2 separate regions of the Homo sapiens genome follow, and region 1 is linked to region 2. Evidence: read pairs that join two places in POLR2A ChIA-PET (ENCODE). Cell type or tissue: Panc1. All regions are shown on one strand. Links, peaks and the distances in the headings refer to the core of each region. The heading gives the core; the rest is flanking DNA. Region 1 holds the start of LOC124902661 (a long non-coding RNA gene). Region 2 overlaps PRR5L (proline rich 5 like).

Evidence for each region. Peaks named below come from ENCODE experiments on the same cell type or tissue, not always from the same donor. Only the 100,000 strongest peaks of a DNase experiment are listed, where the experiment ranks them.
Region 1: POLR2A ChIA-PET joins it to region 2 with 5 read pairs; 2 of 35 experiments call an interaction of 5 or more read pairs at or near these places.

Annotation. Positions count from the first base shown.
Region 1 is chr11:35,890,808-35,906,032 of GRCh38, forward strand. LOC124902661 (a long non-coding RNA gene) reads left to right here and starts at 269. Exons shown (of 2, transcript XR_007062655.1): 1 at 269-302; 2 at 1,069-2,159. In Panc1, for the core only: a CTCF peak has its summit at 6,314; no DNase peak of the experiment used is centred there.
Region 2 is chr11:36,413,166-36,428,390 of GRCh38, forward strand. PRR5L (proline rich 5 like) reads left to right here. Exons shown (of 9, transcript NM_001160167.2): 4 at 6,090-6,138. Among named protein-coding and RNA genes, the nearest start is that of TRAF6, 89 kb to the right of the region's middle. In Panc1, for the core only: no CTCF peak of the experiment used is centred there; a DNase peak (open chromatin) is centred at 7,826.

The DNA of each region.
Region 1 (15,225 bases), core at 5,211-10,210, 520 kb before region 2:
TGAAATTTCTATTCCTCAGATTTTCTCACAAGTTTTTGTTTGTTTTTTGTTTTGAAACAGGGTCTCACTATGTCACCCGGCTGGAATACAATGGCACAAATACAGCTCATGGCAGCCTTGACTCCTGAGCTCAAGCAATCTTCCCGTCTCACAATGCCTGGCTAATTTTTTATTTTATTTTTTTAGAGATGGTGTCTGGCTATGGTGCCCAGGCTGGTCTTGAAATCCTGGGCTCAAGTATTCCTTCTGCCTCAGCCTCCCAGTGTGCTGGGATTACAGGGATGAGCCACTGTGCCCTGCTGGTAAGTTCTTAATAACCTGATCCTGCTGTATCTTTCCCTTATCTTTCACTCCTCCCTCTGCAATCCTCCCTCCACTCTCCTAACCCCACCCTCCGCCAACCCCTGCTTCTCTCCTCCAGCATATGGAAGTCTTTGCAGCCCCTTGGATGCACTGGACTCTCTTTCAGTTTGGAATGCTGTACCTGGAGGGTGGGAACAACATGCCCTTGCTCCACCCTGCTAACTCCAATTCTCACCTCAAATCTCAACACAGGAGTGCTTCCTCCAGGAAAGCCTCCTTCAAGGCTGAGTTGGGCATCCCTCCTGCTTGCTGCCATAGTTCACTGTGCTTACCTCATCACAGTTATTCATTCACAAGTATTTACTGAGTGTTCCCATATAGCAGCCACTGGGCTAGGTCCTAGGAATACAGTGGGAAGAAACACTAATAAATAAGTAAAACAAACAAATACCTGATAAAATCCTATTCGTGATAATTTCTGGGAAAGAAAAGGATATACATGGAAAATAGGGGGTGAGGTAAAGACCACCTTATCCTATTTTATTCTTATGTTCTCTTTATTACTCTTTCCACTAGACAGCAGGTACCCCAAGAACAGAGATTTGTGTTACTCTTCGCTTTACTTCTAATGCCCAAGTAGGATGCAGCATAATGAAGGCATTCAATAAGAGCTTGTGGTATGAGCCATAACGATTTTCTCTTCCTTCCATTTCCGGGCCTGTTTTCAACATTGTTGGAAACTGGAAATTTCAAATCTCTTTCCAGGAAGGGTCAACTGGACAGAGAAAAAAGGACATTGAACGAAGACACTCTGAATTCAAAGGACAGAGAACAAAGACCCTGGCTTATTTGGAAATCAACCTCCTTCCCTAATCTGCCATGTATTTGATATCTATCGTTATTGGTATTTTAAATATAAGGACGTTTTAAATATGACCTCAAATTCTTTGACAATGCTTCCTCTTGAATGTGGGCTGGTCCTAATGACTAGCTTCCAATGAGTAGAAATTGCAGAAATGATGTGTTAATTTTGAGGCTACATCATAAAAGACAAAGATAATGCAGCTTCCATCTCCGTCCCTCTTCCATCTTGCTCTGTAGGAAGCCAGCTTCCATTTTGTAAGGACATTCCAATAGCCTAAGAAGCAATGCCCATGGTTAGGAACCGAAATCTCCTGCCAAATGACAAATGAGTGACCATCTCAGGAACAGCTCCCTTACCCCACCAAGCCTTCAGAGAGGACTGCAGCTCCAGCCAAAACCTTAGTTGCAACCACATGAGAGAGCCTGAGTCAGCCATTCAACTGAAGTGTTCCCAGACTCCTGACCCACAGAAATCCACAGATAATAAAAGTTTGGTTTCAACCACTATGTTTTGGGGTAATCTATTATGTAGCAGTAGATAATTAATATAATTTGTCTGCACACTGGAACTTATGTCGTAAAAGAAGGGAGTTAGCTGGGCCTTCTCTGCAAGAAAAGCCTCTCTCCATTCCAGACAAAAAAGGGGAACTTGTCTGAAAAATCAGAAGGGTAGTGGGATGGACTATTAGTGTCCCCCTAAAACTCATAAGTTAAAATCGAATTTGCAATGTGATGGTATTTGGAGGTGGGTCCTTTGGAAGGTAATTAGGTCATAAGGGTGGAACCCTCATGAATGGGATGAGTGACCTTGTAAAGGGAACCCCAGAGAACTTTCTTGCCCTCCCTCTTTCTGCCATGTGGAGATACAAGGAGAAGTGGACACTCTGCAACCAGGAAGAAGACCCTCACTAGAACTGACCATACTGGAGCCCAGAGCTTGGACTTGCAGCCTCTGGAACCACAAGAAATAAATTTTTGTTGTTTATAAACCACCCAGTTTACAGCTGATATAGTTTGCATGTTTGTCCCTTCCAAATCTCATGCTGAAATGTGACCTCCAATGTGGAAGGTGGGTCCAGTGGGAGGTATTTGAGTCATGGGCGTGGATCCCTCATGAATATCTTGATGCCCTCCCCACAATAATAAGTTCACATGCGATCTTTCTGGTTGTTTAAAAAAAAAAAAAAAACAAGAGAGAGATGGGGACCTCCTCTCTCTCTCTCGCCATGTGATACGCCTGCTCCCCCTTTGCCTTTCATCATGATTGTAAGCTTTCTGAGGCCTTACCAGGAGCCAAGCAGATGTGGGTGCCATGCTTGTATAGCCTGCAGAATCGTGAGCCAAATAAGCCTCTTTCCTTTATAAATTACCCAGTCTCAGGTATTCCTCTATAGGAATGCAAAATGGACTAACACAATGGCACTTTGTTATAGCAGCCTGAATCAAGACAGGTAGTTGCTTTTCCAGCTGTAAAGAGACTGGGCCTATCTTGGATTCTCAGGTTTCCAGCCTTCTCCATAACATCCCCTATGACCCCAAAGGAGTTGTGAATGTAAGTAGGCATATAATTAAAAATTCATGCATCTTGAAAACTTTCAATGTGTTGGCACTGTTCTAAAGAGCTTTGCATATATTAACTCGTTTAAGCCTCACAACTACCCCGTGAGATACTATGATTGTCCCTGCTTTACAAATGAAGAAACTGAGGCACTGAGGAGAAGTAACTTGCCAAAGCAAGCTTTTAATATTGGAGAAAAGACCCTAACAAAAAAGAAGGCTTACTATGTGACAATCATTTTAACAAACACTTTCATAGCATTTTTCTTAATCCACAACACAAACCTGCAAGAAATAGGTCAAAGGCCTATTTTAACGATAAAAAATGAGGCCCTTGAAGGGTAAGTGACTTGCCCATTGTCATACGGGACGTGGCAGGTGTGGGTTCAAAGTCTAGGTCTGTTGCTTTCAAAGCCTTCTTTCCTCAACACCCAGCTGCCTCCCTGCTCCCCTACCCTCTCTCTGCTCTCAGCTTCAGATGTGTGCTTGGCAGATCCAGAAAAATCCCTCGGGTGCTGGCCAGCTGCCTAAATGAGGAATGAGGTGACAGCCCTGAATTTACACATGCCCAGGCACCTCCAGGCAGCTGTTACCTGCACCCAAGTCTATGCTGATGTGCTTTACCACAAGCCTTGGGTCAGAGATGAGTGAGAAAAGTGGGCAGAAAAGGAGCAGGATAAATGGGCTGCAGTAAGCCCAGCTGTTTTGGCTTCAAGGCAAGAGTTCAGTAAATCCAGAAACACCTGTGCCTGTGACATTCCTGCGGTCGAAGCTGCCTCAGGGCTTGGCTCTGCTTCCCGGGATGAGGCAAGAGTTCAGAGGAGATGGACAGAAAAAACTCTCCTGACTGTCAGGAGAAGGGAAGAGCCCCATCTATGAAGTCAGACGGGCTAGCCTAGGAGAAATTCATACTGTGTATCCATCCACATACCTGTGTTATCTGTGAGTAGAAAACCTGCTTCCCTGCACATAACACGCACTCACTTGTCCATGTTAACTCCCTCGCCTCTCCACTCTCCTGTCCTCATCTCCAGAGTTTGAGGTACCCCTTGACTTAACATGGAAGTCAGCAGGCCATCCTCATGAGCTAGAAATTGTTAGCTCTCCTTGCATTTCTCTAAGGCAATGGTCTGAGACCTCTTTTGGGTACTTGGGATGATTGCATTTTGCTGTAATACAGGGGAAAGAAGAGAGCTGTGGGAGTCAAATTTTGGGGGCTTAAAGATCACCTGGAGTGTGTGTTAGAAACACAGACTCCAGTTTCATTCCAGTAATTCTTATTCATTGGGTGCCCCTATGAATGGGCTTTTTTTTTTTTTTTTTTTTTTTTTGACAGAGTCTTGCTCTGTCACCCAGGCTGGAGTGCAGTGGCACAATCTCAGCTCACTGCAAGCTCTGCCTCCCAGGTTGACGCTGTTCTCCTGCCTCAGCCTCCCGAGTAGCTGGGACTACAGGTGCCCACCACCACGCCCAGTTAATTTTTTCTTGTATTTTTAGTAGAGACGGGGTTTCACCGTGTTAGCCAGGATGGTCTCGATCTGACCTCATGATCTGCTCGCCTCGGACTCCCAAAGTTCTGGGATTACAGGCGTGAACCACCATGCCTCGCTGAATGGGTATTTCCAAGCCACCATCTGGCCACACTTAGAGAAGCTCTGGATTAAGAAGAGTTTCAGGCATTCAAGAAAAGCATCCCATATTCATCCTCTTTGACAAATTATTAGATCCTGGTTACCTTTAACCAGTTTAACGTAAAATTTCAGATTATGTCTTCATAAGAATTTATAACAAATTTTTAAATTTCAGATTCCATTGAAAAGCTGATGAACATCTAAAAAGAGAGAAGGTAGGGCTTATCTCCAAAATCAAAATGGTAGTTGCTTTTTTATCCTTGGGAGACTAGACTTGTCTTTAGGGTTCTTCAGTCCCTTCCAGAAGCCAGTTTTGTTTTTCCGTGTTTGTGTCTGTGGTAGACAGAATTTTGGCCCCCATTAAGCTGTGAAGTGTGTGGTAAGTTGTTATATAGCACTAGAAAACTAACAAAATCTAAATGTTTTCATTTAAAAAAATATTTTGGGGCTGGGTGCGGTGGCTCATGCCTGTAATCCCAACACTTTGGAAGGGCAAGGTGGGCGGATCATGTGAGGCCAGGAATTCAAGACCAGCCTGGCCAACATGGCGAAACTCCATCTCTACTAAAGATACAAAAAAATTAGCCAGACATGGTGGCACGTGCCTGTAGTCCTAGCTACTCTCGAGGCTGAGGCAGGATAATTTCTTGAACCTGGGAGGCAGAGGTTGCAGTGAGCTGAGATTGTGCCACTGCATGCCAGCCTGGGCAACAGGGTGAGACTCTATCTCAAAATATAAAATAAAATAAACATTTTGGTCTAGAATTTTGTTTTCTGTTTTGGTTCAGTTTGGTTTTTGGTATTCTTAGACTTGAATTCATTGCTGGATGATTCTCTATGTAGAAGTTCCCTGCCTCTCTTTGAAGACCACATCAGATGCCACTTCCTACAGGAAGCTTTCCCCAAGTAAGTCATTTGTTGTCATTAGCCTAATGGTCTTTGCTGGAAAAGTCCCCATTTGTTGGTGAGTGAGAAATGGGGGATGTGATACCATTTGGATATGTGTCCCCACCCAAATCTCATGTTGAGTTGTACTCCCTAGTGTTGGAGGTTGGGCTTAGGGGAAGGTGATTGGTCATGGGAGTGGATTTCTCATGAATGGTTTGGCACCATCCCTTGATGCTGTGCTTGTGATAGTTAGGGGGTTCTTGCAAGATCTGGTTGTTTAAAAGTATGTGGCACCTCCCCGCCTCTTGCTTCTGCTTTCGCCATATGACATACCTGCACCCCCTTCACCTTCTGTCATGATTGGAAGCTTCCTGAGGCCTCCCCAGAAGCAGATGCCACTATGCTTCCTGTACAGCCTGCAGAATCATGAGCCAATTAAACCTCTTTTCTTTATAAATTACCCAGTCTCGGGTATTTCTTTATAGCAATGCAAGAATTGGCCTAATACAGGGTGATAAAGGATTGAATGTATATATGAGGAGGGGGGGATGTTTGGGAGCCAGACAGAAAGATAAGTTCATTCATTCATTCGAGAAATATTGATCAAGCATCTATTATGTTTCTTCTAGGTGCTAAAGATACTCTGGTGAATATGACAGACAAAGTTTCCCTCTGTCTACATTGTAGAGGAGGCAAGCAGATAATACAGAAGTCAACAAATAAATAAAGAAAATTCTCCAGACAGCAATAAGTCCTACAGGGGGCAAACTTCCAGTAATACGTGAGAAACAGAAAAAGGAAGCCCCTTTAGAAACAGTTACTATTAAAGCCTTCGCTAAGAATGTGATTGTTGAGCTGAAACTTGGATGATGAGAAGGAAAATGTGCCCAAGAAGGGAAAGAGCAATTGCAAAAGCCCAGAGACTGGAGGGAACTTGATATGTTTTCTGAACAGGGTAAAAAAGGACTATTTGACAAAGAAGCAGTAAATGAGTGAGAAAGTACAGCCGAGGTCCGATTAGCAGACAGAGGCCAAATCAACTAACGTCTTGTAGATCACAATGAGGATGTGGGTTTTATTATATGTGTACTGGACAGCTAGTGGATGTGGAATATTATTGCAGCTTCTTCCAGACCAGACTCTTGCAGGAGTCAGATCTTGGGAAAGGGGTTGTGTGAGGTTGGAGCTGTAGGAGGATGCAGCTGCAGTCAGAACCATGGCAGGCTGGCAGGGATGATGGGAAGGAGAGAATAAGTATTCCAACTGCTCTAATCTTGCAGTCTCTTGCCAGTCCCTCCCGCTAGCTACAAAACAGAAAGGGAGAGGACAAAGCCACCTTGGTGATGCAGTTATCCAAGTGGTCAGCCTCACAGAAACAGGAGAGAATGTGTTGGAGAGGGCAAAGGAGATCATTACACACAGACTTGCTGTTTTAAGTACCTACAATGTCTTCTCAGCTAGCAGACTACTAGTTTATCTTCATAACTACCTACCAAAACCCACCCGGGCGGAGGGAGATAAGTGGAGTTAATGTATTCTAAGGTTCTTCCATTGTCCAGGAAGTAGTAAAAGTACTAATTAATACTAAACTATTATAAATCAGGAATGCATGGTATAAATTCTAAGGTGATCACTTAAAAAGGAGATAAAAGAATATATACCTAAAAGGCCAATAGAAGGGGGATATGGAATGATAAAAAAAAAACTTGACCAATTCAAAAGAAGACAACAAAGGAGAGGAAAAGGAATATAGAACAAAGAAAAGATAAATCATACAATAGATTTAAACCCAACTAAGTTATTATTTCAGTATTTCCATGAATGTACATTGACTGTGCTACAATTAAAATGTAAAAATTGTCTAATTGGATTTTTAAAAAATCCTCAACTATTTGCTACTTATAAGAAACATATCTTAAATATAAGGGCATAGAAAGCCTGGCTATAAATAATTGGCAAAAATATGCCATATAAGCATTAGGAAAAATAAGGATAATATATAGTCACGTATCAGAAAAAGTAAACTTTTTTTTTTTTTTGAGATGAGGTCTCACTATGTTGCACAGGCTAAAGTGCAGTGGCAAGATTGTGACTTACTACAACCTGGACCTCCTGGGCTCAAGCCATCCCCGCAACCCCAGCCTCCCAAGTAGCTGGGACTACAGATGCATGCCACCATGCCTGGCTAATTTTTATTTTTTGTAGATATGAGATCTCACTATATTGCCTAGGCTGGTTTCAAACTCCTGGCCTCAAGCTATCCTCTTGCCTTGGCCTCCCAAAGTGCTGGGATTACAGATGTGAGCCACCACATCTGTTCAGAAAAAGTAAACTTTAATGTAATAAGCATTACTAAAGATAAAGAAGGACATCTTACAATGAGAAACGGATTAATCCACTAAAAAGGTATAACACATCTAAATTTTTTTCTTTCTTTTTTCTTTTTCTTTTTTTTGTTACTGAAACAAGGTCTTGCTCTGTTGCTGAGGCTGGAATGCAGTGGCATGAACACAGCTCACTGCAGCCTCAGCCTCCTGGGCTCAAGCAATTATCCCACCTCAGTCTCCCAAGAAACTGGGACTACAGGTGCACGCCACCATGCCTGGCTAATTTTAGTAATTTTTGTAGAGATGGGGTTTCACATGTTGCCCAGGCTGGTCTTGAACCTTGGGCTCAAGCAATCTGCCTGCCTCAACTTCCCAAAGTGCTGCGATTACATGCATGAGCCACTGCACCTGGCCTGTATTTTCCAACATGTAATACATAGCCTCAAAATATAAAGCAAAATTAGCATAAGAAAAGGGGAAAATAGATAAATCTATTTCTCAGGAAATAATAGAAGAAGTAGACAAAAATCAGTAAGGATAGAGAATATTTGAACAGCATAATTAACAAACTGCTTATGTAGAACATCGCACCCAACAAATGAGGAATATAAATGTCATTCAAATGAACACAGAACATTTACCAAAACTTGACAATATGAATGGACAAAGCAAATCTCAGAATATTCAGAATAATTGAAAGCATACAGAATATGTTGTTAGACTACAGTGCAGTTAAACTAGAAATCAATAACAAAAAGATAACTAGAAAATATCCACTACTAAGAAAAAAAGTTACAGAAAACCTAAATAAATAGATGGATATACCATCTTCATGGATTGGAAAACACAATATTGTAAAGATGACAATGCCCCCAAAATGACATATGGATTCAATGCAAGCTAAAGTAAAAACCCAGCAGCTTTGTATGAGAATATGCATTTGGCTGGTGTTAACAAGCTGATTCTAAAATGCATATGGAAATGTAAAGGATTAAGCACAGACAAAATAATATTCAAGAACAGAGCTGTAGGACTGACACTATCAGGTACAATGCTTATTACAATGCAAGATTTACAAATGTGGAATTATTACAAGAGTATAAAAATAGACCAGAGACATAGAACTAGAGACCAGAAACTGATACACACATACGTGATCATTTAACTTACGATAAGATGGAAAACAAGTTTTTTTTTTAATAACTTGCTCAGGAGCAATAATAAATCTTAAGGGAAAAAAAATAAAATCTTGATCCCTACCCTTACGTCATACATAAAAAGCAATTCTAATCATGTTGTACACAATACAACAGCTAAAATGTTATCTGTCAATTTAAAAAATTTTAAATTTTGTTGGCCGAGCACGGTGGCTCATGCTTGTAATCCCAGCACTTCAGGAGGCTGAAGCGGGTGGATCACGAGATCAGGAGATTGAGACCATCATGGCTAACACTGTGAAACCCCGTTTCTACTAAAAATACAAAAATAAAGTAGCCGGGAGTGGTAGCGCGCACCTGTAGTCCCAGCTACTCAGGAGGCTGAGGCAGAAGAACGGCGTGAACCTGGGATGCGGAGCTTGCAGTGAGCCGAGATCGTGCCACTGCACTCCAGCCTGGGCGACAGAGCGAGACTCTATCTCAAAAAAAAAAAATTAATTTTGTCATAAAATTGATGATTTTACATGATTTTTCTAAGATATTTTAAATAATAAACTATTTTCTTAAATTAAAAAAAGACAGTTCTAGAGGAATGCAACGTAACTTGAAAGGTAAAACAAAATATGTCTTCTAAAAGTTAAAAACAGGAGAATATCTTTGTGATCTTGAAGTAGTTAATTTTTTTAAAGGAATTAAAATTGATAAACATGATGGAAACCTTTATAAATTGGACTATATTAGAATCAAAAACTTTTTTTCATTTAAAGGCATAATTAAAAGAGTGAAAAGGCAATTCAAAGAGTGGGACAAAATATCTGCAACACATAATTCCAAAAAAGGGACTCATATTCAGCATGCATAAATAACTTCCACCATTCAGTAAGAAAACAAACATACAATCCAGTGACTCAATAGAAAAATAGAAAAATGGAGCTGGGCATGGTGGCTAATGCCTGTAATCCCAGCACGTTGAGAGGCTCAGGTGGGTGCATCACTTGAGGTCAGGAGTTTAAGACCAGCCTGGTCAACATGGTGAAACCCCATCTCTACTAAAAATACAAAAAAATAACCGGGTACGGTGGTGAGTGCCTGTAGTCACAGCTAACTGGGAGGCTGAGGCAGGAGAATCGGTTGAACCCAGGAGGTGGGGGCTGCAGTGAGGTGAGATCGTGCCACTGCACTCCAGCCTGGGTGATAAAGCTCTCAAAAAATAAAAAAAGAAAGAAAAAGAAAAATAGAAAAATGAGCAAAATAATGGGCTTTACAAAGAAGCTAGCCTAATGGCCAATAACTATATGGAAAAAATGATTAGCTTAATTAGACATCAGAGAAATGCTAACTACAATATGATGTCACATCTACAAAAATGGGTAAAATTTAAAAGGTAGACAATACTAAGTGTCGGCTGAGATGTGGGACAACCTGGAACTCCTGTATGTTGCTTATAGCACTGCAAACTATTTGAACGGTCTATGAAAGTTGAACATATGCATACCCTATAATGCAGACAATTTTATTCCCAGGATACCCCCCAAAAATACATACATACATTCCCCAAAAGACATGTTTAAGAATATAGTGTCATACTAGCTTACATGTTCATACTGGAAGCCACTCAAATTCTCATCAATGTTGAAATGATAAGTAAATTTTTGTGTATTGATGCAATGGACTACTAAACAGCAATGACAATAAACTATAATTACATGTAATAACATGAATGTAACAAACATAATATTGATCGAAAGAAGGCAGATACACACACCAAAACATACAATACATTATTCTATTTATATAAAGCATGGAAACATATACTATTGCATTAGAATTTGGATGATAGTTGCCATAAGGAGTGGGTTTGTGGTTGGAAGTAAGTAAGAGGGAGCTTCTGAAGTGCTGGTTACACAAGGATGTTTAATATGTGAAAACGTACCCAGTTGTGTATTTATGGTTTGTAATTTTAAAAAATCAATTCCTGGTGGATGGATAACTATGACTATCAAAACTAAGAACTTCTGGACTAACAGAGCCACATTGAAGGTGGTAGGTAGAAAAAAACTAAGTCACTTTGGAAAATAGAACTCTGGTTATATATTGTAAAGCTAAAGACAAAAAGAACCATATAGAAATATTGTACTATAGTTAAGTACATTTCCTTCTTATAAAGCTATGAGGTTAAAGGTTAAGTACATTTGCTTCTTATAAAGGTTAGCAATTCTGAAAGCATTTGATGTCTATACTAGGTTTGAGCAAATAAATACATTGTAGATAATGACAGGTTGTTCACTATCAGAGAAAGAAGATAAAAATGAGGGAAATGAAGGTCAAAGAAACTCTGTGGTGTTAGATTATAACCTATACCATCGGTATGAATTCATGGCTTTTAATATGCACTCCCACAGAATGCATAGATATAAAAATAAACATAGCTATATGTATGTTTGTGCTGTACATATATGATATACTTCCTAGCTCTTTCTGTTGAGAGGGACTAGAAGCACTGAAACCTCAGTAACAATGTGCAAAGCTAGCACCAAGATCTTGATTTATAAATATCATCTTACAATAAAAGGAACAATAAATCCTTGGAAAAATGGTTGACTCCAGAGCACGGACAGGGAAAACAGAAGATGAGCCTGGAGCATATCGTGGGACCCGAAAGTAAGTTTACAACCAGAAAACGAGGTGATATTGATAGGAATCAACCTGAAAGAGCTCCCAATGGTTAATCCTGGGACCATTTGAAAAACAAAATAAATAAGAAAGAAATGAATTGTAACCCATAAAATAAAATTAATATCCTTGAGTCCATATCGGTATAATTGAATAAATAAATGGGGGCAAAAGGACACTACTTCCTTACGCAGAATTCCAATTAATAAGTGCAAAGGGAATTATAGAAAATCATCATAGGCAACACCAGAGTAATAATTACTGGGAGCACAAATCATTGCAGGATGCCAAAATTAGTAGGTAAAGGTAGAATGAGAAACAGGATAGTTGTATGGTCCTAAAGTATGTCCCTACAGGATACTTATTAGTTATAAAGGAAAAAATAGTAAATTTACTGTGAATTCTGGCACATATCACCTTAATCAAAGTTAACCCGACCAGTAACAATATCAGCATCCTATACTTTCTGATATGATGCACTGAGAAAAGCAAAACATCCATGTTATTCTTGAAAAAAAAAAAAAAAAGCATAACCCCAATCTAATCATGAGAAAAACTGACAATATCAAGTGCTGTCAAGGATATGGAGCAACTAGAACTCCCATATGTTGAGAATGAGAATGCAAAATAGTACAGCCACTTTGAAAAACAGTTTGGCAATTACTTATATATGAACATTTACCATATGATCCAGCAATTCCATCGCCACGTATTTACCCAAGATAAATGAAAGCTTGCATCCACACAAAGACTTCTATACAAATTTTATAATGGCTTTATTTGTATACAAGTCAAAGCTTTACCAAAAACTGGAAACAGCTCAATGTCCACCAACTGGTGAATAGATAAACCAGTTAGTGCCTATATATTCTTTACCCAGCTTTGTCTAATAGTAACATAACCAGAGTAAAATCATTGAAATGAACAAAAAAATAACCAAATTGTGGTACATCCATTCAATGGAATACTACTAAGAAATGAAAAAGAACAGACTACTGATACAACCAAATAAAGTGTCTCAAATGCATTATTCTAAGTGAAATAAGCCAGACTCAAAAGGCTCTATTCTGTATGACTCTATATGTCAATTCTGGAAAAAACAAAACTATAGGGATTAAAAACAGGTCAGCAGTCTTCAACCTTCTTGGCACCCAGAACTGGTTTCATGGGAGACAACTTTTCCACGGGGTGGGGTAAGGGGGATTGTTTCAAGATAAAACTGTTCCACCTCAGGTCATCAGGCATTAGATTCTCATAAGGAGCACACAACCTAGATCCCCTGTATGTGCAGTTCACAATAGGGTTTGTGCTCCTATGAGAATCTAATGCCACTGCTGATCTGACAGGAGGCAGAGCTTAGGTGGTAATGCTCACTCACCTGCCACTCACCTCCTGCTGTGCAGCCAGGTGATAACAGGCCACAAACTGATACCATGACCTGGGGGTTGTAGACCCCTGAGATAGGTGGTTGCCATGGGCTGGAGTAGGGGAAGAGGTTGACTAAAAAGGGGCATGAGGGGGCCGGGCACAGTGGCTCACGCCTGTAATCCCAGCACTTTTGGAGGCCGAGGCGGGTGGATCATGAGGTCAGGAGATTGAGACCATCCTGGCTAAGATGGTGAAACCCCGTCTCTACTAAAAATACAAAAAATTATCTGGGTGTGGTGGGTGGGCGCCTGTAGTCCCAGCTACTGGGGAGGCTGACGCAGGATAACAGCGTGATCCCGGGAGGTGGGGCTTGCAGTGAGCTGAGATCGCACCACTGCACTCCAGCCTGGGCGACAGAGCAAGACTCTGTCTCAAAAAAAAAAAAAAAAAAAAAAAAGAGTAGGGGGCATGAGGGAATTTTAGGGGGTTAATGGGACTGTTCTATTTTTCAATTGTGATAGTTATTACATGACTGGAAATATTTGTCAAAATTCAGAACTATACACTAACAAGGGTGAATTGTACTCTATGTGAATATAAATCATACTCAAAAACCTGACTTAAAAAAAGACAAAGTAAACCAAAATTTCTTAGATACGCCATGTTTATAGTTACTAATTATTGGAATAGTTTTGCTAATTATGAGAAAACATTAGAGAGTCCCAAATTGAGGGATAGTCTACAAAATACCTCTTCAAAAGTGTTGAGCTCAAAAAGACAAAGAAAAACTGAGGAATCACCCCAGATTGCAAGAGACCAAGGATACATGACAATTTTAGTCAATGTAGGAATCTTAGGTTGGATCCTGAACTGTGAAAAGGGCATTAGTGGACAGTTGACAAAATGGGGATTAAGGTCTGTAGATTAGTAATAGTATTGTGGCAGTATTAATTTTTTGTACTCTGGTTAAGTAATATGTTACTATTAGGGAATGCTAGGTAAAAAGTATACAGGAACTCTCTGTATTATTTTTTTAAGTCTAAAATGATTTTATCGTACAAAGTTTTTTAAAAATTAACAACTTCTATTTATTAAAAGATTCTATGAGAATGTAAAAAGGCAATCCACAGAGTGCAAGACAGTATTTGCAATACATATATTCAACAAAGAACTCATTTCCATAATATATAAAGAAGTCTTTAATATTAATAAGAAATATATATAACACTCAACAGAAAAAGGATGAAAACTGTTCTAAGCACTTCACAGAGGAGGATCTCCAAATGCCAATAAACATAAAAGGTATGCAATCTTATTATTCATCAGGAATATGCAAAATAAGACCAACAAGATGCTGCCACCCACTTAACAGAATTGCTATCATTAAAAGACCAATAATACCAAGTGCTGGCAAGTATTTGAACTGATACAGGACTTTCATACCTTCTTGGCAGAAATATAAATTGGGACAACCTACAAACAGTGAATATATACATACCCTCTTCCCCATTAATTCTGCCTCTAGGTACATATAACTAAGAAAAATGTGGACATATATTCACCAAAAGACACATACAAAAATGTGATAGCAGTACTACTTGTAATAGCCCCAAATTTGCAAATCAAATGGCCATCAACATAAATTGTAGTGTAGTCATCCAATGGAATGATATGCAGTAGTAAAAATGAAACTACCATTATCCATCACAACACGATTGAATCATACAACTGTAATGTCGAGCAAAAGAGGAAAAATTTAGCTTGATGATAGAAGTCAGAATAGTGGTTACCTTTGGGAACAGGCAGGCAGCGACAGTGAGGGGACATGAGGGGACAATTGTTACACAGCTGTGCTCACTTTGTGAAAATGCATTGAACTATACACACATCTGCATATGTGATACTTACAAAAAGGTTTAATTTTTAAAATCCTTTGGAAGGCAAAGAATAGGGAGAGAAATAGAAGTGTTTTCATGAAAATATTAAAAATTCCTTTTGTTTTGAAGAAAACTATTGTTCTGTGTAATACACTTCTCCATATGGGCGAAGAAAAGCGTCCGGATAGCCCTCTTCAATGTAGGTATGATGTAAAAGCCAAGACTTCTGTGTGCTAAAACAGTAGCAACAACATAAACAAATATCAAAAGGAAGCAGACAGAAAAATTAGAGAAGAAAGTAACCATACACATCTGGAGAACCAAAAGCAAACAAACAAACAAAAAAATTCCAAGATATCAAATTGGAGAAGTGAAAATACAGTATATGTTTTATAAGACAATCAAACTGCCATGCCCATGGTGATTTCAGGAAGCTGTCTTCTCAGAGTGAAAGCCAGGGGTTACTTTGTGGGGTAAGGATAAAGAACAAAAAGATACACTGCATAATGAAAGGGCATCAGAATGAATAGAAGATAATTCCCTTGGACATGAGATGCAATGAAGTCAAGACCCATATTTT
Region 2 (15,225 bases), core at 5,375-10,374:
CAGCCACAGTCTGCTCACAGGCTGGCCTAGCCAGCACTGCTGGGGACTCCTGGCCCCCTTTCCTCATCTCTTCACTCTCTATAGTCCTGAGAACAAGGGTTCTTGGGTTACCAGCTTGAGGCAGGTCTGGATTGGTGGATTCCCAGGACTTGTGGGATTCTCTGTTAGCTGGTACACACCCTGCTTCCTGATGTCATGACCTTGGTAGGGACTTACTCCTGCGATTCTTTCTCGGGCTTCTGGCCATGCTGCGGTAACCTTGGTGGTGGTTATTAACTTCAGAATCTTAAAAATTTGTTTCTGAATAGGATTGTTTTGACATGGTTCAAAAATTTTACGCATATAGCAAGGGTATACAGTAGAGTCTCCACCCCTGTATCCCAGAAACCAGTTTTCCATTCTCTTTTCCTTAAAGATAAGTATTAGTAACGGTAGCTTATTGGGTATTCTTCCAGAGTTTCTTTATGCATGTATAAGGAATACATATGGAAACACAGCTGATGATACTGTATACTTTATTTTATTTATTTCTATTTTTTATTTTATTTTATTTTATTTTATTATTATTATACTTTTAGTGTACGTGTGCACAATGTGCAGGTTAGTTACATATGTATACATGTGCCATGCTGGTGTGCTGCACCCATTAACTCGTCATTTAGCATTAGGTATATCTCCTAATGCTATCCCTCCCCCCTCCCCCCACCCCACAACAGTCCCCAGAGTGTGATGTTCCCCTTCCTGTGTCCATGTGTTCTCATTGTTCAATTCCCACCTATGAGTGAGAACATGCGGTGTTTGGTTTTTTGTCCTTGTGATAGTTTACTGAGAATGATGATTTCCACTTTTATCCATGTCCCTACAAAGGACATGAACTCATCATTTTTTTATGGCTGCATAGTATTCCATGGTGTATATGTGCCACATTTTCTTAATCCGGTCTATCATTGTTGGACATTTGGGTTGGTTCCAAGTCTTTCCTATTGTGAATAGTGCCACAGTAAACATACGTGTGCATGTGTCTTTATAGCAGCATGATTTATAGTCCTTTGGGTATATACCCAGTAATGGGATGGCTGGGTCAAATGGTATTTCTAGTTCTACATCCCTGAGGAATCGCCACACTGACTTCCACAATGGTTGAACTAGTTTACAGTCCCACCAACAGTGTAAAAGTGTTCCTATTTCTCCACATCCTCTCCAGCACCTGTTGTTTCCTGACTTTTTAATGATTGCCATTCTAACTGGTGTGAGATGGTATCTCACTGTGGTTTTGATTTGCATTTCTCTGATGGCCAGTGATGCTGAGCATTTTTTCATGTTTTTTGGCTGCATAAATGTCTTCTTTTGAGAAGTGTCTGTTCATGTCCTTCGCCCACTTTTTGATGGGGTTGTTTGTTTTTTTCTTGTAAATTTGTTTGAGTTCATTGTAGATTCTGGATATTAGCCCTTTGTCAGATGAGTAGGTTGTGAAAATTTTCTCCCATTTTGTAGGTTGCCTGTTCACTCTGATGGTAGTTTCTTTTGCTGTGCAGAAGCTGTTTAGTTTAATTAGATCCCATTTGTCAATTTTGGCTTTTGTTGCCATTGCTTTTGGTGTTCAGACATGAAGTCCTTGCCCATGCCTATGTCCTGAATGGTAATGCCTAGGTTTTCTTCTAGGGTTTTTATGGTTTTAGGTCTAACGTTTAAGTCTTTAATCCATCTTGAATTAATTTTTGTATAAGGTGTAAGGAAGGGATCCAGTTTCAGCTTTCTACATATGGCTAGCCAGTTTTCCCAGAACCATTTATTAAATAGGGAATCCTTTCCCCATTGCTTGTTTTTCTCAGGTTTGTCAAAGATCAGATAGTTGTAGATATGCAGCGTTATTTCTGTGGGCTCTGTTCTGTTCCATTGATCTATATCTCTGTTTTGGTAGCAGTACCATGCTGTTTTGGTTACTGTAGCCTTGTAGTATAGTTTGAAGTCAGGTAGTGTGATGCCTCCAGCTTTGTTCTTTTGGCTTAGGATTGCCTTGGTGATGCGGGCTCTTTTTTGGTTCCATATGAACTTTAAAGTAGATACTGGATACTTTCTACAGGGTCTGTGGACTAGACTGGGTTCTGGTGATGTGGTGTTTGTGGGACAGCATCTTCCTCAAACTTCAGGGAATCAAGCTGGCTAAAGTGTTGTGTTGCCTTACGTAATTTCCAGCAACAACTTCAAGCTTCTCCAAGGCTTTACATGTAGACATAGAGAAGAGGACACACAACCCAGTGCTTCTTTACATATGATTTTTAAAAATGCATCTGTGGGCCAGGCACAGTGGCTCATGCCTGTAATCCTAGCACTTTGGGAGGCCAAGGTGGGCAGATCACCTGAGGTCAGGAGTTTGAGGTCAGTCTGCCCAAAAGGGTGAAACCCTATCTCTACCAAAAATAGAAAAATTAGCCAGGAGCAGTGTTGCGCGCCTGCTCTCCCAGCTACTCAGGAGGCTGAGGCATAAGAATTGCTTGAGCCCGGGAGGCAGAGGTTGCAGTGAGCTGAGATCACACCACTGCACTCCAGCTTGGGCAACAGAGTGCAACTCTGTCTCAATAAAAAACAGTTAATTAATTAAAAAATAAATAAAATGCATATGTGTTCTCTGTGTTTAAAAATCAAGGAGCTATATATTTCAATTCTAAGGGCCTATGGGGAAACCCCTTCATATAGTAATACAGACTTGAACAGCAAGTTATAAGAGTGGAATTGACCAACAAATATGTTAGTGTTGTGTAAACTAAAATGTGTATTCTTATTTTTCTCTTCCCATTTTACAAGGTAGCCTGTTGTATGTACACACTGTTCTGTATCTTGCATTGTTTCTTTGCTTACTATGACTTAGATCTTTCATATTATTTAGAGCACTTCTTCACACCCTTTTTAAAATAGTTGCATAGAATTCCATTGCCTGGATGAACATAATCTTTTTATTAGCACTTTATTGGTGCATATTTATGTTGATTTCTATATTTTGCTGCAATGAAAAACTCTGCATATATATATATAACATGTGACCCTGTCTAACCATGTTATCATGCCCAGACAGAAGGCAGGATTTTGTAAGGGATAAGGGCAGTGTAGCTTACTGATTTGCCCAGGTAGAGCAATAGAATCTTGACTTAAATTATTAAGAAAGGTCTTTTCTGTTCAGATAATTCTATGAACAGTACCTAGTGGAGAAGGTTTTGCATTCTGGATTTTATAAAAGGACAAGTGTGTGGTTCTCCTACTGTACCTGGCTATGGCCCATTACATTTAAAGTATATAAAGCAGATTACCACATCGTGTCTGGTTCCTCCTCAGTAAAGAAATGGTTATCACTATCAGCATGGCGAAAGGCCCCTCTTCATGTTCTACTTCTTTATTCCTAACCATTACCATCTCATCCCCCCTGTTACAGCTGCTTCTAGCTTCAGAGTCCTTTCTGCTAAGTCTTTGTCTTGGAAGTTGCATTGTCTGCTCTTTAGCTTCTGCTCTGTTATTGGCTGATTTCTACCTAGACTTTTCTCTTCCTGGGACACTCTGCAGAATTCTGGCCTTGGCTGTGGCTTGCTGCACCCTAGCTGCAATGTAAGGCTGCTGTGCTTCCACCCTCCCTGTAGAGTGAAGCCCCTTCGTGCCCTCCCTGATAGGAGGGGAGGAGATGTCTTGGATTCCTCAACTGGGTAGCATCAGGATGCTTTTCTGCATCCCGCTGTGAGATGCCTGGGGCAACCTTTACTTGTTCAGTCATATCTAGCCCAAACTCACAATTATTACACCATCATAGATCCCTCCTCCGTGCTGCTCTCCAGGAGTGTGTCCATAGTTTTTTATTTTGAAGTCCCCCTTAACCCCGACCTTTTTCTTTTTCAATCTTACCCATGGCATCTTCATGAGCATAGTGTTTTCCCACTGTGGGTTCCTTGGGACACCAATTCCACAGCGTATTATTTGATCTCAGAAGCACATTAGTCCCTCAGCATCATGAGTACCCAAGATATCTCCTTGGGAAGCTCTCTCCTAAGTAGCCTATCAGTAGGACTTGTTTTTCCACTTGTGCGCAAAGCTTGGCTTCTTCACCTATGGTTTTGAGACTTCCCAAGGATGACGAAGACTTTGTTAGGAGGTGTTTCTCCCTCCTGTGGTCAGAAGCAATCTCCTTACCTCTTCCTGTTTCAAAGCCTCCGTCCACTTGGGGCTGCCCCATAGGTTGCTGTTTCCTGTCTGAGAGACATGTCTAGCCTCTGCCTCAAAGACTAGTGATGCCCAACCCGCTCTTAGTCCAGTGGCTTTTGATGAAGGCTTCCCTCTCGGATCAGACCTGCCCACATCTGAGAGAACTCCTGGGTTGTGTTGACAGGGTGGCCCTCCATGAGACTGCCTTTAAATTGGCCCTCAAAATGCAGCATCCACAACAGACAAATATTCTGTCATGGGAAAAGGAAGGTATTTTCTTTGTTCAACGTGTGTTTGTGGCTTTCCAGGGCTTTTTCTGCTACAGTAATTCAAATCATGGGTGGTTCTCTATTCTTTTGTCTTAATTTTATTGTGCCTGTTTTCTCTGCACATAACATCTTGCTGTAACCTCCTGTTTATCCTTCAGTGACATGAGTGAACGTGTTTTGGGGGAGTGAATACTCAGCAAGCGTCGTCAGAAACTTGAGCATTTGCTCCTTAATAGCCATAGCCAATGGGATGAGCAAAGAAAGTCATTTGAAATCATGAAGGGTTTACTCACTGGATCTGGGGAGCCAGTTATTCTTGCTTTTTGTTCCCTTACCTTGTCTGGATCAAAATAAAGAATAGTATGGATAGTTCCATTATTTGTCACAGGGAAAAGGAGAGCTGGTGTCAATATCCCTATTTTCCATTTGTATTTTATTAGCACTTAAGATTCGTTGAAATCATCTTGTGAGTATATTTATTAACGTGCTATCTATCCATCAGCCCCCAAGAAGAGAGCAGAGACCTTGTCTGTCTCATTCACCTTTGAACTCCTTGTGCTAGAACAACGTGTAACACATAAAGAGCTGCTCAATACATCTTCGTTGCTGGATAAATAAAATCTCTCTATTGTCCCTGCTGTGGTCCCCTTGGAAGACTGCCTCAGTCCATTGGGCATGGGTTGTAAGACCACCCAAACCATGGTACCAAGTTGAATTTTAAGTTAGGGTGAGGGGAGGGGGTTCTGGATTTGGAGGAGAGACAGGGTGGAGTTATGGGAAAAGATGTTGAATTTGCAGAAAGTCTGGGTTCACATCTTGGCTCTGCCACTGACTTATTTTGGGGAACTCTCTGAGGCATAATTTTAAAAATCTGTACAGGAAGAATAATAATTACTACTACCCGCGGTGGCTCACACCTGTAATCCCAGCACTTTGGGAGGCCGAGGCGGGCGGATCACGAGGTCAGGAGATCGAGACCATCCTGGCTAACATGGTGAAACTCTGTCTCTACTAAAAATACAAAAAATTAGCCGGGCATGGTGGCGGGCGCCTGTGGTCCCAGCTACTCGGGAGGCTGAGGCAGGAGAATTGCATGAACCCAGGAGGCGGAGCTTGCAGTGAGCCAAGATTGCGCCACTGCACTCCAGCCTGGGAGACAGAGCGAGACTCTGTCTCAAAAAAATAATAATAATAAATAATTACTCCTACCCCACCCCACATACATTTTATAATCCTTAGTTGAAGAATGTATGAAAAATGTGTTTTAAACTATAAAGTGCTCTGCAAATGTGGAGGAGTGCAAAATGATGATCTTTCTCTTCCTTCTTTTTGCTTCATATAAAGTCAGGTGCCCTGGCCTGCCCCTACCAGCTCTGCTAGAATTAGGATTTCCTTTGGCCAGCTGCCCTCTTCACAGTGCTACTTTCTCAGAGTGAACTGAGGAACGCATCTCCTTCTAGGCTTCCCATCACTGCAATTCCATGATAACAATGGGGGAAGGGGGACCAGGACCTAAGAAAGTGCCCTCAAGATCTCAGACCTGGCCCCACCCCGTGCCACTGGTGAGCACATTGTCACCATGAGCTGTACCATCAAGGGCTGCTTGACGGTGTTTCTCTTCTCCCTTCTCCCCAGGCGGCTGTTGAAGAGTGAACTTGGATCATTCATTACAGACTATTTTCAGGTAAGCTGTGTGGATCTGAGCATCCATCATTATCATGCATGTGGGGGCATGGACCTAAAAGGGGTGGCCAATACTGTACAGTTGGACATTCCTTCAACAGACAAAATTACGTATCTCAAGTCCCTGCTGTGTGCTGCACGTTGCAGAGGGGCACCACTCCTGTGTCTCCCAGCAGTTAATGGAGATCACAGTCTCATGCAGCAGTTCTCAGGCATTTTGGTCTCAGGACCCCTTTACACTCGTAAAACGTATTGCTTATTTGGGTTATGTCTATCTTTACCATAATAGAAATTAAACCTGAAGAGCTTTAAAATATGTCTTAATGTATTTAAGTAATAAGCCTATTACATACTAGTGCTAATTACATTTTTATGAAAAACAACTCAGAATAAAATAGAAAGGAGATCTCTGCATTGTCTGGCTTCATAGAAGACAGTTGGATTCTTATATCTGCTTCACTTTCAATTTGTAATGATATTGCATGCCACGTAGTTTTGGGAAAATTCCACTGTAAACTCGTGGAGAATGTAAGGGAAAAAAACAAATAGCTTAGTATTACCGAGAAAATAGTTTTGACCATGGGGATCCCTTGAAAGAGTTTGGGTAGTGGGGGTCCCCCAGGGGACCCTGAATCATACCACATCTGGATCCATTGTCTGGATCAGTCAGACTTCTCCCCTGTCTATACATTGTTGGTATAAAGCTAGTGAGTTTAAGGTTCCAGGACCAATCAGAGGATAGTTTCTAATTCACAGACGCAAGCTGTTTTCATGACTCTAACCAAAGGCATATGGTGGAGAGGGAATGGGGAGTGTTGAGTGACAAGGAGTCACTGACTGGACGGCACCTTAGTGAAGTCAGAATCCCTACTTCTCACTCATTTGCTGAGTGGGCAAGCTGTTTCACCTCCCTGTGCCTCAGTTTCCTCATCTGCGAAATGGGACTAAAAATACAACTTACCTTAAAAGTTTATTATATGCTTTATGTGAAATAACACATGTAAAGCACTCTGTACGTAGTGTGTAGGGGGGCAGTATAGGGTAGTGGTCAAGATCACAGCCTTTAGAGGCAGAGTGCTTGGGTTCAGTGCCCAGCATAGCCACTTACTAGCTATGTGACCTTGAGCAAGTTGCTTTACCTCTCTGTATTTCCTTTTCTGTGAAACAGCAGTAATAGGACCAAACCTTATAGGGTTGTCGTGAAGACTAAATAAGTTATTTATAAAAAGTGCTCAGTGACTAGCAGAGAGTAAGACAGTAATAAGTGCTTATTAAGTTTATATAAGTGCCTATGTGTTATTCTAAGGTGTAATCCATCTCTTTTAATGGGAAAGTAGCATGAAATGCCTAACATCTTGGTTTCAAGTTAGCAATGTTATTCTGTGTCCAAATAGAGCATACTTTTAAGACAGTTTAAAGAGATTTTAGGTTTTGAAAACAGTACAGGCATCCTTTTATAATTTTTCTTTATGAGATTCAGGAAGCTTAAACTTTTATGTGCACTTTAAAAGAATGACATGTCAGTTGTTTAAACACACACACACACACACACACACACACACACACACACACACACGGACAGCTCCTCTAAATCTGGACAAACCAAGACCCAACAGAAGCCTGGAATTCAATCGGGTCATATGTCTCAGCTGCTTGGAAGACAGCTCCTGTTCAGGGAGAGACAAACATAAAGATTAAGAGAGAGATAATTAGTCACAAATGTGAATCATTTCAGTCACCCTTGACTCAAAGGTCAGTCTTGGCCTCACTCTCTTCTCTTGCTGTCTCTACTGATTGATTTTTTTTAAAGCTAACTACAGAGAAGTGGTTTTTCAGTCAGTCCTGGAGAAACCTGCTGGGTTGAATTGCCTTCCTCCTTGACATTTAAAAGCTCCATGGTTTGGTGTGGTTTCAATCAGGTTTTAAATGTCATTTGTCTTTTGGTGCTGGGGGTTACCCCTAGGACAGATAGGAAAGGGTGTTTGGGTGGGGACTTGTTTATCTGGGAAGCCTTGAGGTTTTTGGGGGCGGTTAATACTGCTTACGAAGCATGCCAGATGCTTAACAACTAATAACCACTTGTCATTTCCTACCGGGAACATAATCAGAAATGCTGCTTTGTGAATACAGAATCTCTTGCTGGGGTGTGGGGCGAGAACTAGTTTTCACAGTTTTAAATCGAAGTTTATTTAAGGTGCTGATCTGGAAAGAAGGCTCTCCTAGATACAGTTTTGTTTTTTTCTTTTTTTAATAGATTTTAAGTGTCATGTGGGCACACAGCTTTTTTTTCTTTCTTTTTTAGTCTTTTGGTTCCCCACTCCCTACAAAGTTCCTGGAACAAAGTAGATACTCAGTAAACCTTCCTGGGAGAGAGGGAGGGATTTTCTGCCACAGATCACTGAAATGATTTTAGGCGATGCGTGCAATGACATTAAATAACATTAGGGCTTGTGGTTAGAAACTGCTCTCCTCTTTTATTTTCCTTTCGCCCTTGGGATTGTGCTAGAGAGGATCTTGAGTTGTACCATGGTGTCCTCTCCCCTCCTCCAGGACTTGGAAATCTCCCTCGTTTGAAGAAGGAGGAGCAGTCCTCGAACTTAGTGTCTTCAGCTAGGGATGCTGACTAGTTAGGATTTCTTAACATTATTTTGTTGGCATTGAGTTGATCATTGAGTTCCATTCCACTTAGTGTAAATTATGTTGCTGTGGTTTCTGTTTTAAACGTATTTACTTGTTTAAAAAGTGGATTGATATAAGAAAAATAGTATGCAAAGAATAATCATGTAGGTGGCCCTGGCTCTGGCCCTAGTCATGCAGGTGGTTCAACAGAGACTCAGATTTGGAAAGCCCATTACCAGGCACTGCTTAAAAATGGGCTGGTTTCAAACCATTCACTTTACAGAAGAAATCTCCATATAAGGAGACACGTCCCAGAGGGAAGGCTTGTAGAGGCGAGCTTAGCCTTCACATTTGACTGTCAGATGTCGTTTCAGGAGGGAAAGTCAGGAGGAACTCCAGAAAGTGTGTTCCTCCAGTAAAGGGGCAGAAGGAAGGCCTGGAGACAGATGAGGAATGGAACCCAGGGGTGGACAGGAAAGTCACCAAAACCATGGACCTGGCTGTTGGGAAAGGTGAAAGATGGGCTTCCTGGGTGCTGGGCTCTGCATTGCAGAGGCTCAGATGGCCATGCCTAGACATCTGCATTCAGCAGTCAAGTCTGTCTCCTCACCCTGACCCCCAACTCTGAGCTTGCCACTCATACAGCCCTTTCTGTGGCTCTGCTTTTGAAAGCGAACATTCTCATTTACATTCTGTGAGTCTTAACACAGAATGTCCTGAGTGGGGAATAATGAAAATGACCCCAGGTGAGGCCAAGAGAAAGCAGGTAGGAAAATTGTGCTTATCTCATGCCTGCACACAGAGAAGACAAGCTGTGTGATCTGCAGAAGCCCAGCTACACGTCCATAAGGCACTGGCTGGAAAAGTCTCTGACATTTCCAGTATTGATTTTTTTCCCTTTCCCTCTGTTTTGAATTGTGTCCGGAAGGAAAATTGGGGTTTCCGAGAGAAACACTATATACTAGTAACAGCTCTGAGGGATAATTGGTTTCTTGTAATTTTTGAAACTGATGATATGAAACGTTCTGGATTTTCCTATTTACCTCATTAGGTATCTTGGTGGTTCAGAGCATGGGTGTGTTTGCAGATTGCACTTTCTGCTATTCTGTATCTACTGGCTTTGTTTTGTGTGTTATAAGCTTTTGCCCCAAGCCCAGAAAGTTCAATTCCTTTTGTTGGAACTGGAGTTTTGCTTGATATAGAAACTCAGGCTAGAGTCAGTGGCTTTGAATGGGTTAATACTAGGAAGAGAGGAAACTTAGCTACTACCGTTGTCAATAGGTCATGGATACCTGGTAATGTGTGAGATACATTTGTGTGCATGTATGTGTACGTGTGTGTGCATGTATGCATATATATGTATTTTTCCATTTGCTGCTCATATCTGCAAGAGTCCCAGGAGGCCAGTTTCCCCTAGAGTTTACAGCATATGGCAGAGAGCTGAAGGAGTGTAGCGTTAACTGAAGACCCGGATGGATGGCAAAGAGTTTAAATCAGGCCCAGAAAAGGCAATTATACTTTGTTGGGACAAAGGTAGGACTTCTAAGGATTCACGGCAAGCTGGATGGAGAGAAGATCAAGAGTGGTGAAGGTAACTTTTGTGATTTCTAAATCCAAATTGAGGAGGAGAGAGAAGTTTCAGCTGTTCTTTGATCAGCTGGACAGGCTCCTCTAACAAGCAGGACTCCCAAAATGGAAAAAGAGCTAATTGGGTGAACAGAAAGTAGTAAAAGGAATTCCACATACACTCTGCTTTGAAGGTAAAATTGGGGCCTATCTACACAGGGGGGCTTTGAACAAGTGGAGCGGGGATCTGGTGAGAAGACAGAGGAGAAGTTATGTTTTTAGGTGAGAGGTCATCAGAGGTTGCATTTTTTGATTTGGCCAGTACTTAGAGAAGAACAGCACTGTGGAATCTATAAGCTTTGGGGTGGCCTAGAAGCTCCCACTGGCCACTGTGAGGGGCGAGAATGAGGGGGAGCCAGACTGGGGGCTTCGAGAAGCACCCCTGGGTGTCTTGGGCTACTCGCTGTGGGGCTCGCTGCCTGTCAGAGGTCACCTCTCAGCAGCTTTGCCATTCTTAATCTCCTTAGCAATTATTTGAATTTTGTACAATTAGTTGAATACTTTGATTGTACTTTTATCATACTTTATGAGTCTCCGTGGAAAAAAATGGATCTTGACATTGATGACCACAGGTCTTAATATAATTGAGATAAAGATGAAAATCAATAGGCTTGCAGAAGTGGCAAATCTTTATCCTCATTGGACTCAGGTTATTGCACATCAGTTGTGGAAGAAAGGAACACATGGGTACCAAAGGCTGAAAATATATCACCCGAAAATGAGCTCTGAAGATGAGGTGTAATTAGGGATTTTATAATCCTTTCAAGCTCTATGAGGACAGAATTCCTCCTAAATCATGGAAGTGTGGTATTCTACACAAGTATGTATTTGCAAGAACTCATTATATATGGAATTTGGTGATTTACTGTAGAAGAGAAAGGAATGGCAGGAGCCAGGCTTAGGGCATTGATGGGGGAGGCATAAAAGGTAGGAGCAGATGCTGGAAACAACGTGGTATTAAAATAGTGGAAACACTCAGTGATTCAGTGGGCATGAGAAGTAGAAACTGAGTTGGAAGCGTCGGGAAATTTTTGTTCAATATGGAAAGCAATAAGGTGACTTTCTCTGAGGCTCTTGAAGAGCTATAAGGAGAACAGAATTAATGATAATGGTAGTGACGGCTAACATTTTCAAGCACGTACATGCTGGGCATTGTTGTAAGCTGAAGGTTCTCAAAGTATGGTCCCCGAACCAGGAGCTTCAGTATCAGCTGGGAATCTGTTAGAGAAGCAAAGTTTAATGGATTCAGAAACTCTGGGGTTAGGGCCCAAGTGATCTGTTTTTTTTTTTTTAGACAAAGTCTTGCTCTTGTCACCCAGGCTGGAGTGCAATGGCACGATCTTGGCTCAATGCAACCTCCGCCTCCCGGATTCAAGTGATTCTCCTGGCTCAGCTTCCTGAGTAGTTGGGATTACAGGCGCACCCCACCATGCCTAGCTAATTTTTGTAATTTTAGTAGAGACAGAGTTTCACCATATTGGTCAGGCTGGTCTCGAACTCCTGACCTCAGGTGATCCACCCGCCTCGGCCTCCCAAAGTGCTGGGATTACAGGTGTGAGCCACCGCCCCCAGCCACAATCTGCGTTTTGATGAGTCCTGCATGATTGTGAGGCACGCTCAAGTCTGGCAATGCTTTCAGCATTTCCCCTGGGCTAACTCATTTATTCCTCCTGATAACTGATGAGGACGGTTCTGTTATTACATATCCCTCTTTTACAGATGCTGCCACTGAGGCTCAGAGATGGGGGTTATTTGTCTAAGATACAAATACATACAGCTAGTAAATGGTGGCATGAAGACCCAGCCCAGGTCATCTGGCCACAGAAGAAAAATCTCTTGGATTATATTTAAAATGCCCTCAAGGAATCTCCAGGAAAAAACCCAAAAACCCAGGCAGGAGGAGTTCCAGGGTTACTTTATTTGTTGTTGTTTTCGTTTTGCATGTTCAGCAAGTCAGACATGGACTGTCTTCCTTCTTCCTTATAAACATAACCTTTTTAAGGCCCCAATGCACGCTTTAACTATGGCTGAAACAGTGCTAAATGAAGAATTAGCATTAGCACCGAATTTCCACTTCTTCAATCTCCATCTGGGGACTTCTCGCGGGTCTCATCACACCCACACACACCAACATTGGCTTATTAGGAACTCTCTGGGCCTGGGAGTAAGTTGTGTTTGTAAGACTTTGTTGTTTATCTAGGAAGGCATCCAGGTTCACAGGAGATGTGCACATCATTAGAGGTGATGGCTGGCCTTTCAAAGTCATAGAGGAAAAAAAAAAACTGGAAGTGGCCTATAATTTGCAGCCCTGGGTTTATGCCAACAACAGGAACCTTCTAAGACATTGATATCACCAGAAGCAAATGTCTGGAGTGAAACTGGTTAACACAGGTTCTGGGAAGGCAGAGCAACACAGCTGCCACCCCTCTGGGGTAGGAAAGAATATCTCACTTGGAAATGGAATCCACTCGAGTGCCAGGCACTCCCCTTGCTAGATGTTGAATGTGGATAGTCGAGAGGAAGGCCCAGCTGGGTGGAGGCCCTGTGGCAGAACCCAGTTACATGGCCTGAGATTGCCAAGCCAACTGCCCCAGTATCTGAATCTGTAATGGATCCCATCTGCTTTCTCCTCTGGGCAAGGACATAGGACACCTCTCTAAGGCAGGAGAGCATGATGTCTAAAAGCACCAGCCCTTCTGCCAGTAGGTCTGGGTTCTAATCTTTGTTAGAACACTTACTAATCTAATCTTCTAATCTTTGTTAGAACACTTCTAATCTTTGTTAGAACACTTACTTTGTTAGAACACTTACCTCAGCCTCGTTACTTAGTCTCTCTGATGCTCAGTTTTCTTAATAGTAATCCAGGTGGAATCATGGGAACTACTTCATATGGTTGATGTGGTTACTAAGTGAGATGACGTACACAAAGTGCCTGATTACATAGTGAGCAGTCAACAAGGTATAAGTATTTGTATCAGTATTTTTATTACTATTGCTAAGTAAACCAGAAGAATATAATAGGGGAAAGATATGGGCTTTGGATTCAGACCAACCTTGGTGCAAAGTCTGGTCTCACACTTGCTAGTTGCTTCTTTGAGCCTCAAGTTCTTTATTTGCAAAAAGTGGATAGGTTGTGGCGAAAGTAAAATGTGAGAAGGCAGGAAAAGACTGTAAGACAGTGTCTGACACTGAGTAAAAACCAATAACTGACTCCACTGACATTCTTACTGCATTGTCATCACCACTAAAACATTAAAAGGGACGGTAGCTAGCAGCCTTAGTGTTTACAGAATTCCTGCTTCCTGGTCTGTGTGGAAAGTTCTTCCTGCTGGGAAGATGGGGTTCTCCCTGTACCTAGCCTTCTTGGTTATCCGTCTCATCTGGGTCCATCCCACCGGGTTGTGAAGGTGCCTGCTTGGCAGGAGGCATGCATCATTGGTAGCCCCACACCACCCATGGCCACCCTCTGCTCTGTTCTGCCCACCTTTCCAACCCACCCTCTGTGATGACCCGGGAGGAGCTGGGTCTTTCCTGTCCACTGAAGACTGGGTGGTTTTAGACGCCTTTCCCCAAACATCTTGTTTACATTTTTCCTAGCTAAGCCTCATTTTTCTGTTTGCAGCCCGTTTTTCTATGTCTTAGGAAAATTAGATACGTCAGCTGTTTTTCTTTTTCACTTCCATCTCCTTTGCCACTTCATTATAGTGCGACTTGACTGTGTCCAAGTTCATTTATGGGGTGGGGAGAGGATGCATTAAGTAACAATGGGCCCAGTTCCAAGTCCCAAGTTGCTTCCTGGGTGGTTACTATTTAGTAACCATTTTTGGCTTAGTCTTCTGCCTGGGGAGGTGGTGGGGTTGGTGCCATCAGGCAAGGAGTGGGACAAGAGAAACTTGGGTCATCTCCAGCTCTGTTACCATACAGCTCCATCACTACAGCTCAGCAGCCAGCAAACACTCAGAAACTTCTGGAGTCAGGCATTGGTCAGGGGATGGGAATACTGTGAGGTGAGGTCCAGGAAGACTGGACACTTAGGAAGAACAAACAATGCAAGATGGCTGCCTGAAACCCAAGGCTGGGTTTCGCCCCGCCTTCAACCCATTTGAGCAGGCTTAAGCCCCACAGATGTCAAGTTGGCCTATCTTTAGGTGAAGTGACAGGGTGAGCTTCATAATTTGCAGAGCCCAGTGCAGAAGGAACATGTGGGTACTCAGCATTCTGTGCAAGAATCCTGAATGCCATTCTTCTCACCACCTCTAATGTCAACACTGGTGTCCCTGGCTTCTTCTAAAACAACTCTACTCACCAGACTGGTGTGGGGATGCCAATCTCCCCTTCCCACTGGCCTGCCACTGCAGCTCATAGTGGGCAGGTAACCCCAAGAGATTGCACATCTGCACTGGGCACTCTTGGTACCTAGATGGAGAGTGGGCGAGAGGTCCCCATTGAGTCAGCAGCAATTGCACTGCAGCACTGCCAGTCCAGGGAGTGCAGGATGGCTGGCACTATGCCTCTCCCCACAACATTGCAGGGTGCATGCCAAGTCCTGACTCTCCCTGTACCGGTGCGGAGGCCTCCACCAACATGACTCTGTCAGCACCTTGGGAGTAGGGTGACATTGGTGGTGGAGCCCAGGCACCAGGGGTGAGGTGTAGGTGCCTGAAAATCCCTCCTGGGGAGGTGGTGAGGAGGCAGGGCCATGGGTGAGCTGGGGCTTTAGACCCCAGTGCATGTTCTGTTATCCCTTCAGACTTCACTTATAAAACATAAATTCAAAGATAAAAATACTAAGAATCAACTGCAGAGCACCCAACTGCAAGTGGAGGCCTTCAGAGTACAAGGG